Linked DNA regions of Homo sapiens: region 2 is linked to region 1. Evidence: read pairs that join two places in POLR2A ChIA-PET (ENCODE). Cell type or tissue: A673. All regions are shown on one strand. Links, peaks and the distances in the headings refer to the core of each region. The heading gives the core; the rest is flanking DNA.

Region 1 (5,394 bases), core at 271-5,270:
ACACCGGGGACTGTTGTGGGGTAGGAGGAAGGGGGAGGGATAGCATTAGGAGATATACCTAATGCTAAATGACGAGTTAATGGGTGCAGCACACCAACATGGCGTATGTATACATATGTAACAAACCTGCACGTTGTGCACATGTACCCTAAAACTTAAAGTATAACAATAATAAAATTTTTTAAAAAAATCCTTTTATAGTATCTGTTATATTTTTTCCTGACTTTATTTCAAAACTTCTGTATTTTGTTCTAGACTATGTCTTTTGAAAACACATTTGTAGCCCACTGAATTTGCTCTCCTAATATTCTTTGTCTTTTTTTATTGGGTTGTTTAGGGGACTTTTGTTCAATGCATAAGATAAGAGCTTTTTAAATTATTAGACAAACCCTTTGTCATCTGCTTAAACATTTTTTTTCTAAATCTTTCATATGTTCACTTATTAATTTGTTTATGGTGTTTTTGCTACATAAAGGATTTTTATTTGTATAAAGTTAAAAATACATAGCTATTTTTTATGGCATAAGGATTACCAGCCTTGGTGAATAAGGTCATCTTTCCCCTAAATTTTAAACGTTCTTCTAGATTTCCTTGAAAATTTCCAATTGTTTTGATGTTGCGATTACTTAATTATTCCATCTGGAATTTATGGACTAAAACAGAAGTCTATTTTTATTTTATTGCAATTGTTAATCAGTTAAGATAGTACAACATATTACGGCATCACTAAATATGATTTCTTACAGAATTGATCTACCAACTTTGTCATATATAAAATTTCTGGAATCTATTTCTATATTAATTATTCCATTTTAATGATAATTTGTCTCTTTCTAGGATAATAGTGACTGTGACATGTTTTGATTTCTGGTAAGTTAAGTCTTCCTTACTATTCTTTTTTTTTCACATTTGGTTGACTATTCCATGGCTTTCATGTTTCTATATAAATTTCCAGATTATTTTGTTTAAACACAAATAAATCCCTGTTGGAATTCTAATTGGAACTGCATTTTAGTTATACATTAATTTGATGAGGGATTAATATTTTTATGATATATAACCTTCCCATTCAAGAATATAAAATGTTCTATTCACTATTTCTATATCAACTTTTTTTCATTCCCACATATGGATGAGAATATGAGATATTTGTCTTTCTTTGTCTGGCTTATTTCATTTAACGTGATGTCCTCCAGTTCCATCCATGTTGCTGCAAGTGACAGGATTTCATTCTTTTTATGGCTGAGTATTGTTCCATTGTGTGTGTGTGTATATATATATACACATACATATATGTGTATATATATATGCACACACACAATACTTTCTTCATTCATTGTTGGACACTTTGATTCCATATGTCAGCTATTATCATTAATGCTGCAATCATCATGGGAATGCAGATACCTCTTCAACATACTGACTTTGCTATTTAATTTATATTTATTTGTATTGAAATCTTGTTCATTTATTTTTTTAATTTGTAATATATTCATGTGGGACAGAATTCAAAATGTACAAAAGGAAGAGTTATCTTAAAAGATTATGAAGTATATGACTGATTTATGAACTCACCAATAATGAACAGCGAAAACACATGGATAAACAATTTGTAAAAGAAGAAAAAAAATGACATGTCTTTCCATTTGTTTAAATTTTCATTTTAATAAAAATTTGTTTTCTCAAATAATTTGTAATCTTCACTGTCATTTCCTGAAACTTTTCTATCATCTGCATAATGAGTTAATGGGGATATGATAAGAAAATCTTGAATGGTGGCACCAGTATCTATGACTCCTCCCTGAGGATGAAGTTTGGCTTTGGTTTATTATTTTGGAAAGGAGAAGGAGCTCCAAAAGTTATCACTTAGTCTTTTCTAACTCAGTGACCATGACCTACATGGAAAAAAGAGCTAAAATAGGATATCTGCTTTTGCTGAGTATACTATTCCAACTATAAGTTCAGGAACTGAGAAAATAACCACAGAACAGGTTTGTGGAGTCACTAGGCCCTTGTAAGATAGACATGGACACGAAGTCCATTTTCCTCTGATTTATGGAAAATAGTAGCTATGCAGGCCTTTAGAGATTATCAATAGTTCAGAGCCAGTATTAATATTCTCAGAGAAGTCTTTGTACTTCCTTTTCCCAGAGCACAATTATCCTGATAAATGGCCACTTGATCCTTTTAGGTAAGACTAGGGGAAAGATCTCTAGCATGTAATCTGATGTTATGGTTAGGTCTTTCCTCAGCAAGACTCAGTCCCTCTTTAATTCTAAGAATGAATACACCTGAGTATGGAAAATGAGAGAGGACCATAACCCAAGTCTGGGAATTGGGGGAGTAAATTTAGGCCTCTGTTCATAAGACCAAGGGATTTCTTGGCTATACAGATAAAGTATGACTTAGTGGGTGATCCAAATGTAATAGTTACAGGAACCTGAAGGCCAAATAGTTACCACCAAAACCCAAACCCCCAAGGGTAACCCACAATCAATACACAGAGCCCATCAGGAAAATCCTCTTGTTGATCCTCAGGAAGATGATTCTGAGAAGCATCTTCATGCTCTTTAAATGTTCTGGGTAGGACTGAGTCCACTTGCTCATGAGATGACCTCAATAATGTCCCTTATATTGACTTTTCTTTCTCTCATAATCTCTCTAGTCCCTCATTTCTGCTATCTAGAATTTATCTCCTAGTCTACCAATGTACAAGTTCTTATCCCTGGCCCTGTAAATTGCTAATTACAGTATTTTAACAATTAACAATGTACTCTACACGTACACAAAAGTCACTAATGCAGGAAAGAATACAATCATTAGTTTTCAATTTTTTTAGGCAATCTAGGAACAAGATGTTAAAATTCATCACAATATTACAAAACAAGTAGAACCACAACAACTGCCTGGAAATTGGTCTTGGTTTTATTTTTAAGGTTGAAAGTCAAATAAAAATAAAAAATTAGGCCAAGTACGGTGCTCACAACTGTAATCCCAGTACTTTGGGAGGCCAAGAGAGGAGGATCACTTGAGGTCAGGCATTCAAGATCAGCCTGGGTAACAGAGAAAGACCCCATGTCCACAAAATAATTTTTTTTTTAATTAACCAAGAGTGGTGGCACACGTCTATAGTCCTAGCTACTGGAAAGACTGAGGCAGGAGGATCGCCTGACCCCAGGACTTTGAGGCTGCAGTGAGCTATGATCCTACCACTGCACTTCAGCCTGGGCAACAGAGCAAGACCAAGAAAAGAAGAAAAACAGAAAAGAAAAGAAAAGAGAGGAGAGGAGAGGAAAGGAAAGGAAAGGAAAAGAGGTGAGAGGAGAGGAGGAGGAGGAGGAGAGGAGAGGAGAGGAGAAGAGGAGGAGGAGAAGAAGGAGAGGGGAGGAGAGGAAAGGAAAGGAAAAGAGGTGAGAGGAGAGGAGAGGAGAGGAGGAAGAGGAGGAGGAGAGGAGAGAGGAGGAGGAGGAGATGAGAGGAGGAAAAGAAAGAGAATAAGAAAGAGAGGGAAGGAAGGAAGGAAGGGAGGGAGGGAGGGAGAAGGAAGGAAGGAAGGAAGGAAGGGAGGGAGGAAAAATTACCAGTACCTTTAAAAACAGATATTAGAAATTCTCACTTTGGCTAATGCTGTCACACAATTCATTTTCAAACAGTGCATCCATTCTGCATGTTGAGTTCATGATTCCATGATTCCAAGTATTAATGGATAATGGAGAACTGATTTAATTCAGATTTTATGAATTATGAATTACTTAGTAAACATAATTAAATTTTAAGAATGAGGAAAAAAACCAGAGTAGACATCAGTGACATGTAATCAAGAATCTGGTGAAGTCCCACAGTATTTTGGAGAGCCAATTTGCTGTAAAATACAGGCATGAAAATAATACTGTATTATAGATGCCAGGAGTTTTCTCCATATTCACAATCATTTTAAGCAACTAGTCTCCAATCTCGATTAATTGTGCATCCCAATAGTTTTAAAAATAATTTTAGTATATGTCCCCCAAATATATGTATATTTATATATGTATAAATTAGATAAATAGGTCTGCACTAAAATATACAATATTTTAGTATTAAAATAAAATATAAATTTAAAAGAATGAAATCAGAGAAGCCACAAAGATAGATGAATGAAATCAGACCCTCAGTAGAGGCAGTGACTGACCACCCTACTCCAAAGGCAGAAAGACTATTCCTTAGAGCTTTCCTGTTCCCATCCTCCATCAGCCCCAACTATACTTTTTACAGTCTGTTTCCATAAGATTTCCCAAATCTCTTGTCCTCGCCACCTTTCAACTAAGAACATCAATTAAGGACATTTCTGTTTCTTACAACCAAATGATACCTAAAATAACATTTTACACGTAAACATTGTTCACTTATAAAGCATTGTTCTTGTCTTTAATTTAAATATATTTGAAATATTCTGATTAAAATAATGCTATTGTTTAATACTAAAGGAAACAGTAGAATAATCAGTATACTAATAAATTAATTTATTTTAAAAAGAGAGTTGTATGAGCTCACTAATCCAGGAATAATTTTAAAAGCTAAATTTGGCAATAAGCATTCTATTTCTTGCAATTTTTTTTAAAGTACTAATACTCTTTACTTAAAGATAAACACATGGCCCACCACACACCTACTAAATTAGGATATTTCTTTCTTATCTCTCTCCTGCTCTCAAATAACCTCACCTTACGAAACATAACTTGCAGGGAAAGGGAAGAGTAAGATGGCAGAATAGGACTCTCCACACAATCATCACCCCACAAAAAACATTAATTTGAACAACTATCCACGCACGAAATTACCTTCTCAAGTGCTAAGGAAAGGTGGTGAGAGATCACAGTACATGGTTATAGCATAATAATAATAAGAAAAGACACACTGAGGAGAGTAGGAAAGATAGTTTTATGTTACCTGCAGCACCCCTTCCCCAACCCCAGGTAGCACAGTGCAGTGAAAGCCACCATCTGCTTGGGGGAAAGAGAGAGAAGTAAGCAAAGGAATTTGCCATGGACACTAACACAGGGACCACCACAGTAAAAATCACTACCACACAGACCCCCACAGCCCCTGACTCCAGGCCAGTGCCCACAGACCTAGCCTCAATGACTGCCCAGGGACCAAGTGGGAACCACAGCTCCTGCAAGACAGACTCAATCTGCAGTCTGCATCACCACTGACCATCTACAGTGGCCTTGGGCCTTGGACAAATCTCAGTGGCAGACAGGAGGCAGACCTCAGCAGCTGTGGGCTTCACAGTCTTAGCAATGTACCAGCCTCTATGACTAAGGATTTCTAGCACATCCCAGCTCCACACCAGCTTCAGTAACCACAAGATTCCAGCCTGGCATTGTGCCAGCCATAGCAGTCCAAGCTTAT
Region 2 (5,394 bases), core at 194-5,193, 450 kb before region 1:
AAGGTAAGGAATTTTCAGTATTTTGATTTGTATTTTTTCTTTTTTTATTTGACATTTTGCACAGTTTTTTCCTTTTAAAAATTTCACTGTAAGGAAATTGAGTCAAGAAAAATGAAAACAATTTAAACAAAAAGTGTGATAATTCCTCTTTGAAGCATTTTAATTTCATGATGCTTATTTATATGTCATTTTTTTTCTTTTTACCCTAAAATAAAAATAAATTAAAATTATGATGCATTTCTAGTTCAATTATTTCAATTCATTTTGAAATTAACTTTTGGCTTTTCTGTCATTCTCTTTCATGATCCTTGGTAAATTACCTGTATTTCTTTCTATTTTATAAATTTTTCTAATGGTCTCTGACTTGTAATACTTGTGGTGAACACAGAGTTTGACTGCTTTCAATTTATTTCCTAACTAGTTCTATTGTTTATTTTTTCTATTTTATAAATAAATTCATAACATCTGGAAGTTTTTTAAATCGATTATAAATCCAAAGACTTCCTATGCTGGAAAGAGTGACCTTCTTTTTTAAGAGTGATGGAAATACTGGAAATAATTAACTTATTGAAAATTACCATGAGTTCTAAAGGATACAAAGGAAATAGATTACTTCAAATGTGTTTTTCTGGATTAAGTGTTTCATATTTTAAATCATTCGCCATTTGATTCTTATTAATTTCCTACTATGCACAAGGCCATGTAATAGCTACGATGGAGTATAAAATGAAAGATAAACCTTAGTTTTTCCCTGGAGTAGCTTTCAGCCTAGTAAACGACATAAAAAGATGTAAATTAAAATAAACTAAGAGGCATAGGAAAGGTAAGGTAAATTAGAAGAAGAGCAAAATGATTTTAACAGGGAGGATCAGAAAGATTTTGTAGATTAGTTGATCTTTGGGTAGAATCTTCAAAATAGGATTTGAACATACAGAATGAGGAACAATCATTTTAGACAGAAAGACAGTATATGCAAAGGTATAGAAACCCAGAAATGTAGAGTAGGTATTGGAAAAAAAAAAAAAAAAGAGCCATTTGATTTACTAAGAAGATAGTTCTTGGATCAAGATGAATTGCATATCAAGAATTATCTAAAATAGTGTTTTGTATCCTGCTGGGTTTGGGTTGAGAAATAGAGAGAGTGGCTGGACATGAAATAATAGAAATCAAATTATATTAATCTATTTAGTATTATTATCCAAAGGTTAGCACTTTGAATAATCAATATGGCATAATTTTTATGTGAAGACTTTCTACTTGGACTAGTTTATTTTCATGAGTCATATGTTTCACCTTAATCACTTTATGAAATATATCTGATATCTATAAAATAAAGAGGTGAAGAGCAGAAACTGATCCATGGTCTGGGTCCTATATTGATTTTTTTAAGAAATGCTTATATTATTAAACACGTAATATTTTAAATACTATTTAATGCCATCCTAATTCAGTCAGTCTTCGTTACATTGATCAGTATTCATTATGTACAAGGGACTGTGTTTACTACTGTTCATGATTTTTAAAAGTGGGTGAGGGTAGGAAACAAAAAAGGTTACAAAGAGGAGTAAAATAAGTACATAAAGAAATACAAAACAATGCTTCTAAAACGGACATTGCCACAAGAAAGCCAAGACTCCAGAGGGCAACACTTGAATCCTTGGGAACGAAAGGAGACTATTTGCTGTGGCCTCCTTCCTCCAAGAACATATACCAAGAACATACCTAAATGTAGAGTTCTTTAAACATGATTTAATGTACAGACAAAAATGAAGGCTTTAGACAATTTAGTAGACAATTTAATAGTCATGGCAAGTTAAACACAGAAAGGTCTGTTTATGTCTGTTTATTTTAGGCAAGGGAGCCTGATGAGGAGGCTTTCAATTTTTGTGTACTTAAGAATTATTTGGAATCAAAGATCCTAAATCTGAGCCCCCATTGTGTATCTGAATAGAAAAGATATTGATAGGAATTAAAAATCAGTCTCCATTTGAAGCATGTAGATTCCCTGTTTGGCTTTGACCTATTTCATGTATCTATCAGAAGATCGTGATTTGGGCCTTCCTTTTATCTTTACACAGAATTGGCTACATCTGAAGAGCTGTTACAGCTGTGTTGGATATTGCTGAAAATTCCTAAGGATGACTCAGATGACAAATTATATTTGATAGAGAGTCTAGTGGGATTTGCAGAGTGGAGCTTCAACCCTGAGAATGATTAAGTTAACTGAAGACTCAACAGGGAACGCCTGAGCTGCTTCACGATGTGGCATCCCAGTTTCTGTGTCACCCCTGTGGTAAATTTATAAAGTAATCACACTATTCAGGAATGAGATTAGGTAAGGAGATGAATTTCAATTTCCTATGAATTTTCAAATATAATTACAATAATAATTATGATAGTAAATAAAGCTATAATTAAAATATAAGTATATCAGAACTTCGTTCAAGAGAACATGCTTACAATACTTCAGAAAGTTTCACAATTCAAGTAGAGGCTTACCAGTAGTTTCCCTTTCAATGATTAATAGTCTGTTATGTTAAATAAGATTTCAGGTGACATGTTTATGTCTACATAAGCAAAAACTCATAGCTACTTATCTACTTATGTGAAGCAACATTGATATAACAAATACAAGTTATCTTACATGTATATTAAGGAAGTTTCCTAGAAATTTTTACTTGCTTGAATTTTTGTCAGCTTTTAAAAGTATATACATACGTATTTAATTATACATATATATGTGGGGGGTATATAAACATATACACACGCAAACACACAAAAACACATATGTGAACTCTTTTGCATGCCCTAAGATTGTACTTCATTAAGTGTAAAGTAGTGGACTTTTACTTAAATACAATACTGAAAATTACTCAAAGATTAATGACAAGACAAAAATCAGAATGGTAATTTTTGTAAATTGGCCATTAACTCCATAACATTATCATTTTTTTCATCCTTTCACAATGCCTCATTAGAAAACATACAAAATTAAGTGTCAGATTTGTATTTACCACACTTCTAAATTGCGTAAAAATATCTTTACCACAATCAGTGATTAGTGGAAAGCATGGTGAAAATATTTGTAAAGTGTGCTAGTCAGTTCCAGTTGCAATGAATTATTTTGAGGGTCATGGAACCTCTTTGAACTTTCTGTTCAATCTTGGGATACTTCCCAGCTGCAAAACACAAAGACAAAAATTCAGAGCCTTAGCTTTAATAGCAAAGAATAGGTAGGAATCAAGATACTCAGTTTTTTCTAACTAAATTTTACTGGAACTTTACTTTACTAAATGTCAAGAAAATATGGATTTTGTACAAAAGTGAAAATTTTTAGTTATTTACAATTCCAATGAGTAATTTTGAGAGTCATGTAACCTCTTTAAACTTTCTGTTCATTCTTGGGATACTTTTCAGTTGCAAAATACAAAGATAAAAATTTAGAGCCTTAAGTTTAATAACAAAGAATAGATAGGAATTGAGATACTTCGTGTTTCCTAACTAAATTTTACTAAAACTTTATTTTACTAAATGTCAAGAAAATATAAATCTTGTACAAAAGTGAAATTTCCAGGCTAAAAAGAAATGGTTATTAAAATGGTTCTATAAGAAAAAAACAAGGGGTCAATGAACTCTACCTTGGGGACTAAGGGGAAATTAAAGAAAAGGGTCTTGAAGACTTGGTCATATAATCACTCAAAAACTGGACTATCATGTCCCACTGCCAGTGTAATTTGCCTCAATCCTGGACATATCTATGGTTAAATATGTTTAAGTCCTGCAAGTACAACATGACTTTTTCAACCATATTTTTGGCTCTACTATGCACATACTAGTATTTGTTCAAATTCTTTTAAAGGAAACACAACTCTTCAAATGTGGTTTTACCTTTATCAACTGAGTGAACTGATCAACCTCTCTGGGAATAATAAAGAAGACCTGCATTGTATTTTACAGTTGTATTGGTAGTTCTATTATCACAAGTAGTTTTTAAATGGCTTTACAGTGATTTGAAATCTAGAAAATGTCCCTAAAAATAAAGCATCTTGCTGGCTTCAAAAAGAAAATCACACATAAAGCCGCACAACAAAGGGGAGGGGAGAGGAAAGAGAGAAACATTGAAACATTTCTGTTCCATGTGTTTTCCATGGTGGAGATAATTGATTTTCTTAGTGCTGTTGTAGAAAGCGCTGCTGGCATTCACTGGCCTACTGAGTTCATCACAGCTGTGCTTGTGCATCTCTCTCAAGCTCCACTTTCCACTGAATTGGAAAAGATTTGAATTTTTGGTTGATAATCTGCCACACCCTTGCTTTGCCTCATCTTTCCAGGCACTCTCTTTGTTAAAGGAGATCCAGATTAATCAGTGCTTTAGTTGGTGCAGGTATTTAGATTTGTGTTAAAGCTCCAAATGCAATCCAAAAAGCAAAATGACATGTTTATGTGTCCTGGTTAACATCAGTGAAGTCAGGGAAGTATGGGAAGAAATGTGTGGCTAGATAACAATGAGGACAGCAGTTCCTGGATGGCATAATAGGATTCAGAAGTGTATGCATTTCACCTAGTTCAGACCCTGTATTAAGAAATGCTTTGACCCCGTATTAGGAAATGCTTTGACAGGAGGTAGAAAAATAGGATCTGGGACACAGAATGCAAAGGATCCTAGTGCAAAACCTCCATATTCGAGGTAGTGAAGAATCGTAAATCAGAATATCTGGAGAATGAATTCTCTAGGTCTCTCCTGAAGACCTTAAAATACAACAATCCTTCCATATGCAAAACATCAGCTAATGTTTCTTAAGTGAGTGCATCAATCATGAATTTTTCTCATGAGTATAAGGCTTTTATTTGAATAGCTAAGCAAATTAAGAATTTTAGAACAATAGTAATTTTATTTATAATGCCTAAAATAAAGCATAACAAGCATTATTTTAAAAATAACATTTCTAATTTTTCACAGTGGAAAATAAATCTAATGAAGAAATTCAATAAATTTCAGCTTTTATAGACCACCTAAAACAATGAGAGAAATCTAATATAGATATATGAATTCTACGTAGATACAAAGACATCATGAGAAAAACTATGTTTCTGAATTGGTTTGAACACAGGAAATATTTTTTGTGTACAGGACAAAGATGTCTGAAAGACAGAAAGATGCATATAACAGCCTTTCCCCAGCATCTCTACTGTGATCCAGTAGAAAAGCTTATATTCATGACCATTCTCAACAGTTACTTTTCTCCCACGCCCCCAAGCAGTGACTCTCCAATCTAAAATAAAGATACACAAGAGGTTGGTCTCGTTCTAGTTTTCCTTTCCTGTCATCAAATGATGTCATCTACATTGAGATGTCTTGGTTTGTGTCCTTGTGACTGAAGATATAAGAAAGCT

The links. Peaks named below come from ENCODE experiments on the same cell type or tissue, not always from the same donor. Only the 100,000 strongest peaks of a DNase experiment are listed, where the experiment ranks them.
Region 2: POLR2A ChIA-PET joins it to region 1 with 8 read pairs; 3 of 35 experiments call an interaction of 5 or more read pairs at or near these places.

What each region holds. Positions count from the first base shown.
Region 1 is chr2:189,416,545-189,421,938 of GRCh38, forward strand. It overlaps a transcript of COL5A2 not described here. Among named protein-coding and RNA genes, the nearest start is that of WDR75, 22 kb to the right of the region's middle. In A673, for the core only: no CTCF peak of the experiment used is centred there; no DNase peak of the experiment used is centred there.
Region 2 is chr2:188,967,301-188,972,694 of GRCh38, forward strand. It overlaps LOC105373791 (a long non-coding RNA gene), which reads right to left. Exons shown (of 3, transcript XR_007087614.1): 2 at 3,047-3,179. Among named protein-coding and RNA genes, the nearest start is that of COL3A1, 4.4 kb to the right of the region's middle. In A673, for the core only: no CTCF peak of the experiment used is centred there; a DNase peak (open chromatin) is centred at 2,151.